3 separate regions of the Homo sapiens genome follow, and all the other regions are linked to region 1. A link is a loop called in an ENCODE intact Hi-C map of the cell type or tissue named here. Cell type or tissue: Caco-2. All regions are shown on one strand.

Region 1 (2,500 bases):
AATACAAATTCAAGATAGCTCATGGACATTTGTTTCACTGCCGTCTTTACTGCTGTCATTCTACACAAAACTAGTCTCTCACTAATACAGCAACTTATACCTTGGTAGGATTAAAATAATGATTGTTTTCAAGATGTGATGTAAACATGTGGATTCACATCTGTGACATCTGGATCTACTTAATCTTTTTGACTGGGAATCAGGAATTGGCGATTGTATCCTAAAATTTAAAACGTATTTATATCAATGAAGTGTGGGTTTCCTTTTATTATTTTTGGCGTTTTATATTGTTTCTATTTTAAACATTTCTCCACAAGATCATCAACATAATATTAAATCAAAAATTGACTTAAAATTCTGACGACAGGTCAATTTTTTTTTCTTTTTTTGAGACAGAGTCTTGCCCTGTCATCCAGGCTGGAGTGCAGTGGCATGATCTCGGCTCACTGCAACCTCCGCCTCCTGGGTTCAAGTAATTCCCCTGCCTCAGCCTCCTGAGTAGCTAGGATGACAGGCATGTGCCACCATGCCCAGCTAATTTTTTGTATTTTTAGTAGAGACGGGGTTTCACCATGTTGGCCAGGCTGGTCTTGAACTCCCAAACTCAGGTGAGTTGCCTGCCTCGGCCTCCCAAAGTGCTGGGATTACAGGCGTGAGCCACCGTGCCTGGCCCAGGTCAATTTTAAAAATACTAAAGATTCATTTTGTTCAAACTTCAACATTTCTGAGGAAAAAAGGTACAGCGTCACTCTGTTTCTACTTTTGAAGTTGGGATGCATGCTCTTCTGAGAGAGCTTTTGCTTCCATGACTTAACCTCTCTCCCTCCCATGGATCGGTGTGAGTACTACAAGATAAGCACACACATTAAGTGTGCCAGGTGGAATTTGAATTTGGGAGTGTGCGGGGATTAAGTCCTGTAGCTAGAATGGACTTGGCACTTGGTGGGCACCACTTGAATAACCCAAATTCCACAACTGCTGGGGACGTTTCAGATTCTTCTGAGGTTGAACAGATGAAAAGGAGTGTAGAAAATAAATAAGTGGCTAACAGTGGACTAGGACCTTATATCACTAAATACATGGAATGTCCTCTGGCAAAAAAAACCCACCCATTTGAACAGCAGATGCTGCATTTGCGATTGTAAATTAGTAAGTCTTCACTTGAAACCCAGCCTGGTGGCTTCTAGAAACATTGACCAGATATAAGATTTGGTCAGGAAGTTTGGTTTCATGATTAATAGTCTCCAAAATACCACTGCTTATCTGCTAAAATATTTGAAATTCCTGAACTAAGGACTTATGCCTTTGATCATGAGGTATGATGTTTTCAGCAGCATTGGTTGCAACTCTATGGGATGAGAGAGGGAACCTTGAGTGTGACATTTTAGATTGGGAGGCTGACTGGATTTGTATAGTCCTGTTAAAAGACAGGTCATTAGTCTGTAGGCAAGCCACAGCACTGCGTTCACAAAGCCAACAACCCAGTCTCCTCAGCTCTCCTCCCTAGAACCGCACCTGCTTATTTTGGTGATTTAGGCAACTTTTGTGCAATGCAGTTAGCACTGTCATGAGCTGAGTCTCAATTTCTTCATCTGCAAAATGGGATTAAGAATAATACATACCACATGCTTGGCTAAGCTTCTTCACCATTGTGAGCACAAATGAATATAACCTCCAGGTAATGGGAACTGTAACAAGTACTGTCACGAGGAATCTCCAGCAGCCCCTCCAGAGAAGAGAAGAGTGCATGGGAGGGAAAACGTTGAACAATAGAGGGTCCTAATTAAGAGCCTGATTTGGAGTCTAGATCCACCACTAATGAGCTAAGTGACTTGATGAGCCTGAGCCTCGCATTTCCTCATCTTCGTAATGGGGTTAGGAATCATTCCAAGCTTAATGAGAGGAGCTGAGGGGTTAGTGGAACCCAGTTCCCAGCACAATGCCTGGCTGCTGCCATTGTTGTTTTTAGTTATGTTAACCTTAGGAAACTGCTAGACTTTGATGACTTTCTATCTGCAACAATGACAGTTTTGTATGCTTCCCCCTAATAATCAGTCACAGGTTTTGGAGGACAGCTAATTCTAGAAAAAGGAAACAGCACATGTAAAAGTACCTGGCAAAGAAAGGAAACAGAAACCCCATAGAGAATCATGCACAAGTGAAAAGAGGAGAGGCCAAGGGAACAATCAAAGGTATGTGGAGCTGCTTTTGCTGCGGGACAAAATGGCACCAGGACTGCAGCACCTCCAAGACACAGGTTCATTCTCACTTGTGTCGTGCACTGGCTGTGGCTGTTCAGCAGCCCTGTTACTGTTCACACTCCTGCAGGAGCAGCTCCTGTTTGGAACAGGCTAGAGGAAGGAGTGAAAACAATGGGGACCGGGGAAGTCTAAAGCTTTTGTCGTATCCAGTTGCACATCAGGCAGCCAAGCCCAGAGTAAAAAGGAGAGATACGGAATTCCTCACAGAAGGGTAGCAAATATCTGGGAATAAAATAATC
Region 2 (2,500 bases), 88 kb before region 1:
TGTTCCAGTGTGTAGGACTGTCATCCAATGGCAAAACTAGCCACTGCCATTACATTTATATAATGACATGAAGATATTACTCTATTGGCATTACATAAAATAATTTTAAATAAACAATATGCTTATAATAGAGGTACAAAAGGAATTCTCCTTGCTGAGTTTTTTAATTGTTCTACTTTCTTTGTAGCTGTGAGCCAGTGTTTGGTCTTTAGCTGAAACAGACATTTAGCCATAAACCACCAACCAGAAAGATCGTAAGTGATCAATTTCTCCTGTTATTTTAACTCCCTTGTCTCTCCTAACTGCACCACGTGCATTTTTCCTCACTGACCTTCCAACACATTCCCAGCTTTCATGAGCTTTGTACTTCAGTTATTAAACTACAAAAGAAATGGAGCCAAAAGACTGAAATATATTTCTCAGAAATACAGCTGTGCTAGCAACAGGCACCGCATGTGAAGTATGTCTCTTATCCCACTTCTCCTCATCACATTTCAGCAAATAAATCCTACTCTCTGTGGAACAATTTTGGTGTTAGCACAAAGTAATTCAAAGCAGTGGGGGGTGGGAGTCGCATAATTATGACCAGCAGAAGACGCATTTGCAAAAGCTGTGCCTGAAATGATTTAGTTAGGAAAAAGCTTTGCCAGAAGCCCAGAAAATCCTTCTGTTTCCCCCTAAATTACAAAGCATTTATTCTATTCTATGGTGATTTACATGGTAATTCTGTAAAACTACTTTTGTCTAAGATTATTATGTTTGTCCTCCTCAGTAATAACACGTTGGGATTCATCCGTTTATTTATTCATTCATTTGACAGAATAAGACACGGTTCCTCTTCTGGTGGGCCACATAAAGGAAGTTGTCATGTTCCAACTTAATGTGTGGGTTGAGAGGGATCTGCACAAACGAGCGTCATCGGGGAGAAAAATATATCCCAGTCTGCGTGGTCACGGGGAGCTTCCTGGGCAAGGTGACAGTTGGACTGAGTTAAAGGAGAATGCATTGCTGGGGGGATGGGAGGGCAAGATGTCCTGGTGGAAGGGGGTGGCATGACCAGGGCCAAGTGCATGACCAAGGACATGGAGGATAGAAGGTGGTGGTGTGAGGAAGGTGGGAGGGTGGGTATATTAGTTAGGGTTCTCCAAAGATACAGAAAGATCTGTCTTTCCCACTTGTTCTGTATCTTTGTTCCACATCTTTGGAGAACCCTAACTAATATACCCACCCTCCCACATTCCTTTCATACATACACACACCCATCTGTATGTGTGTAATAAATGGAGGAAGGAGAGAGAGAGACAGCGCACGTGCTAGACACATTTATTTACTTTAAAGAGTTGACTCACATGATGTGCGTGCTGAACAAAATCTGTTGGACAAGCCAGCAGGCTGGAAATTCAGGTATGAGTTGGTGTTGTAGTCTGGAGTCTGAATTCCACATGGCAGGCCAGGCAAGCTGGAAACTCAGGCAGGCTTTCTGTATTGCAGTTTTGAGGCTGAATTCCTTCGTCTATAGAAGCCTCAATCTTCGCTCTTAAGACTGTCAACTGATTAGATGAGTCCCACCTACAAGATGGAAGATAATCTGCTTTAGTAAATTCCACCAATTTAAATGTTAATCACATCTAAAAATTACCTTCACAGCAACATCTAGACTGGTGTTTGACCAAACTACTGGGCACCATACCCCAGCCAAGTCAGCATATAATGTGAACCATCACAGTGGGAGACATGTCACAAAGTGGTAAGACAGCAAGAATTGGTGGTCTGGGCTGGATTCCAGAGAACCTGGACTGTGCCTATGAAGCACCACTGCCCTGTAGACCTGGGATAATAAACACTGATGCCTAAAGGGACCAGGCAGGTAAGATAAATGAGTGAACTGAGACCTGCTTATAGTTGTTAGACACTTTGTTTACATGTTAAAAGATGAAAATATTCTCTAACAAAGAAAGATGTTACCCCACTTTCTATTCCCTCCCTCCCTCCCTCCCTCCCTCCCTCCCTTCCTTCCTTCCTTCTCTCTTTCTCTCTTTTGTTGTGGTGAAAAAAAAAAAACGTTGAACATAAGGCTGGGCACAGTGGCTCATGCCTGTAATCCCAGCACTTCAGGAGGCCGAGGTGGGTGCATCGCCTGAGGTCAGGAGTTCGAGACCAGCCTGGCCAACATGACGAAACCCCAACTCTACTAAAAAAATACAAAAAATTAGCCAGGTGTGGTAGCAGGTGCCTGTAATCCCAGCTACTCAGGAGGCTGAGGTGGGAGAATCTCTAAAACCTGGGAGGTAGAGTTTGCAGCGAGATTGCACCACTGCGCTCCAGCCTGGGCCACAGAGTGAGACTCCATTTCAGAAAATAAATAAATAAATAAATACAACATGAAGTCTGTTCTCTTATCAAATTCTTAAGTATACAATATAGTATTGTAAACTATAAGCACACTGTTGTGCAGCAGATCTCTGGAACTTTTTCTCTTGCGTGACTGAAACTCTAGACC
Region 3 (2,500 bases), 160 kb before region 1:
CTAAGGAGAGACTGGTGTGATCGATTCATGCATCTGGTACACAGGCTGTCATGGAGGGATCCTGCTATACCTTAATTCACACATTTTTTCTCAGTCATTTGAAAAATGAAAATCTGCCTTACAATTGGTGATGTCTTAGAATCTATGCAACGTTGTAATTGGCTCCACGTTGAAGTTCCATGTTTTATTGGAGAAGATCCTATCCCGTTTCACATGCCAAATTATTTGTGCCCATTTTTCAAGCATGTTGATTTAAATCTGTCGAAGGATCTGCGCACGTCAAGGCAGCTTAATGAAGAAAATGACTCTGTATGTATATCCTTCAAATAAAGATTAAATTGTGCCAGGTTTAAAGCAAAAGTCAAACTGTTCCTGCAGAGGAAGATCTAAAGCTTCCTCTGGTCACCTTGCTTTTGAAGTCATTACTTAGTATCAAATGCCTGGCAGATTTGATGCTTTGTATCAAATACCTTTCCCAGGCTCCTGGGTTGATGCCCGTTTTCCTCCTTTGGATGGTAATTCTTTCAAAGCTGGATAAGTTACTTGGGGGTAGGCATGGGAATGGTGTCTACTAGCTCATTTTTGTTGTATTTGCTTTAGAGGTTGTTAAGTAGGAGGAGACAGGTATTATCTTTGTGAAACCATGATACAAACAAGAAAATGGAGACTCATGGCTCATAGGCATGTGTATAAATGCATACATTGTCCTTGCATAGCCCCTGTTTTTGTGGTGGGGAGGCAAAAATTAGAGACCATTCTTCTATTTTTGTTTTTCACTTAATTTTATCTCTGTGTCATGAAGAAAATTTACATAGAAAATTTATTCTAGTTTTAGAATAAAAACATTTTCATATTTCACTTACAACCTCCACTCTGTATTCTTTTCTAAAATACCCCATCTTGTAGCTTCTAATGAGTTTACTGTTGTTCGGCTGAAATCAACCCACATGCTCTACAAGATGCCACATTTCTCTCTGAGATGAAAGGCAAGACAAATAGACCCATAATTATATTTTCTTGTTTCTTTGTGGCTATCTGCTCCTTTTTTATTTTATTTTTTTTAAGAGACAAAGATCTTAGTAGAAATGCTTCTACTCTCACATACCTGTTGGAAATTCTTTAAATTCTAGGAATTAGCTCTCACGGGTTTTTAGGTCAGAGATAAAGATTGCCCAGAGGTGGTGAGTGACAGCAAAATAACTGGATGCTAGCAAGGATTACCCGGTGGCTGGGAGCTGTATTAGCCATGCACAGCAGAAGCAATGGATAGAGACCATCCGTGCAGCCCCAGCTTGACTTGGGCAAGTCAATACAGTCAGTCATCCTTAAGCTGCTTATCGGGTGGAAAGTCAAAGGAAGTTCAGAATATCAACTGGTGTGTTTGGACAGTGCAAATAGCCAATTTAGATTAGGCAGGCAGAGAACTCGAATTTAAGCCTGCAAATTTGGATTGAACACACATATACCTTTCTATGTGTGATCCTTCAACAAGAAATCATTAAGCTCTCTGGTCTCTCTCCATTTATCTGTACTGTGAAGGGGCTGAATGAGGTGATATCTGAGTTCTCTTTGAATGCTGAACACCCCATGATTCTGGCACAACCTCACTTTGTGCGGCTGTTGACAGCCCAGCAGGCTCACCATGCATCCAGCATTGCAAAATCGCCTGGATTGTGCCACATTGAGCTTGAGAGTGTGCAGAAAGCATCTGCCCCTCAGACGCTGTTGGTCAAATTGCTGTCATTCTGCAAAGTCTAATTCAAAGTGCCACACAATTGCCAGACACCCTGGACAAGAACTTCATCTTTAAAAACATGTGCTGTATGTGGCAGAAGTTTGCCCTTGCTTGGGCAACATTCACTCAAGTGCAGACACTCTCTGGGGTCCTCTTTTTCAGAGTTGATTGTTTTTAAGGAGTTCTGACAGTGTTTCTTGCAAAGTTGCTGGAAAGGAGTAGCCCATGGTTGCTTAGCACGCAGATGTTAGGTCCTTAATTGTTTGGGAAGACAGTCAAGAAATAAATTACCAGGTTCTGATATTTCCAAAGTGTCACTGCCACTTGGCTAGTGAGCTTGCAGGGGATTGATTAGAGAGATCAGCAAACATTTGCAGCCATGTGTTACCAGGCATTTCAGTCTTCCAAAGGGAAGAGTTCTTCTGTAGGACCACTTGTATCTTGTATTTCCATCAGACTGAAAAAAGAATAATGTGATTACTAATATACTTTTGCAATACCTGGTTTTTGATAATAAGTACAAAGAAAAAATGGAGACACATTTTTAAACACCATATTAGATGGAATGAGTTCAATTTTACCTGTCTTTTTCATGATGTTTTCTTTTAAGCTTTTGGGTGCTATAATTTGCAAAGCAAATTTTCTCTTACATGTTTATGCCTGTCAAGATGATAAATTTCTCAATACTACAATTGGTGAGAAGCTGATACATACTTCCTAATGCTGTTTTGCTTCCTGACTTCACCCCACAGCCATTTGTTGACT

The links. Hi-C counts contacts between places; a loop is a spot of excess contacts. Peaks named below come from ENCODE experiments on the same cell type or tissue, not always from the same donor. Only the 100,000 strongest peaks of a DNase experiment are listed, where the experiment ranks them.
Region 2: a loop joins it to region 1, with 5 times the contacts of the local background. A loop is called at or near these places in 1 of 110 quality-filtered maps.
Region 3: it touches region 1 in a loop (7-fold over the local background); 1 of 110 quality-filtered maps calls a loop at or near these places.

The regions. Positions count from the first base shown.
Region 1 is chr5:9,623,158-9,625,657 of GRCh38, reverse strand. No RefSeq gene overlaps it. Among named protein-coding and RNA genes, the nearest start is that of TAS2R1, 5.9 kb to the left of the region's middle. In Caco-2, no CTCF peak of the experiment used is centred here; DNase peaks (open chromatin) are centred at 917 and 1,457.
Region 2 is chr5:9,711,539-9,714,038 of GRCh38, reverse strand. LINC02112 (long intergenic non-protein coding RNA 2112) reads left to right here. Exons shown (of 13, transcript NR_027112.2): 7 at 188-254; 8 at 821-973; 9 at 1,648-1,867. It also overlaps a transcript of TAS2R1 not described here. Among named protein-coding and RNA genes, the nearest start is that of TAS2R1, 82 kb to the right of the region's middle. In Caco-2, no CTCF peak of the experiment used is centred here; a DNase peak (open chromatin) is centred at 1,368.
Region 3 is chr5:9,787,155-9,789,654 of GRCh38, reverse strand. The region is part of intron 4 of LINC02112 (long intergenic non-protein coding RNA 2112); the gene reads left to right. It also overlaps a transcript of TAS2R1 not described here. Among named protein-coding and RNA genes, the nearest start is that of LINC02221, 66 kb to the left of the region's middle. In Caco-2, no CTCF peak of the experiment used is centred here; a DNase peak (open chromatin) is centred at 1,252.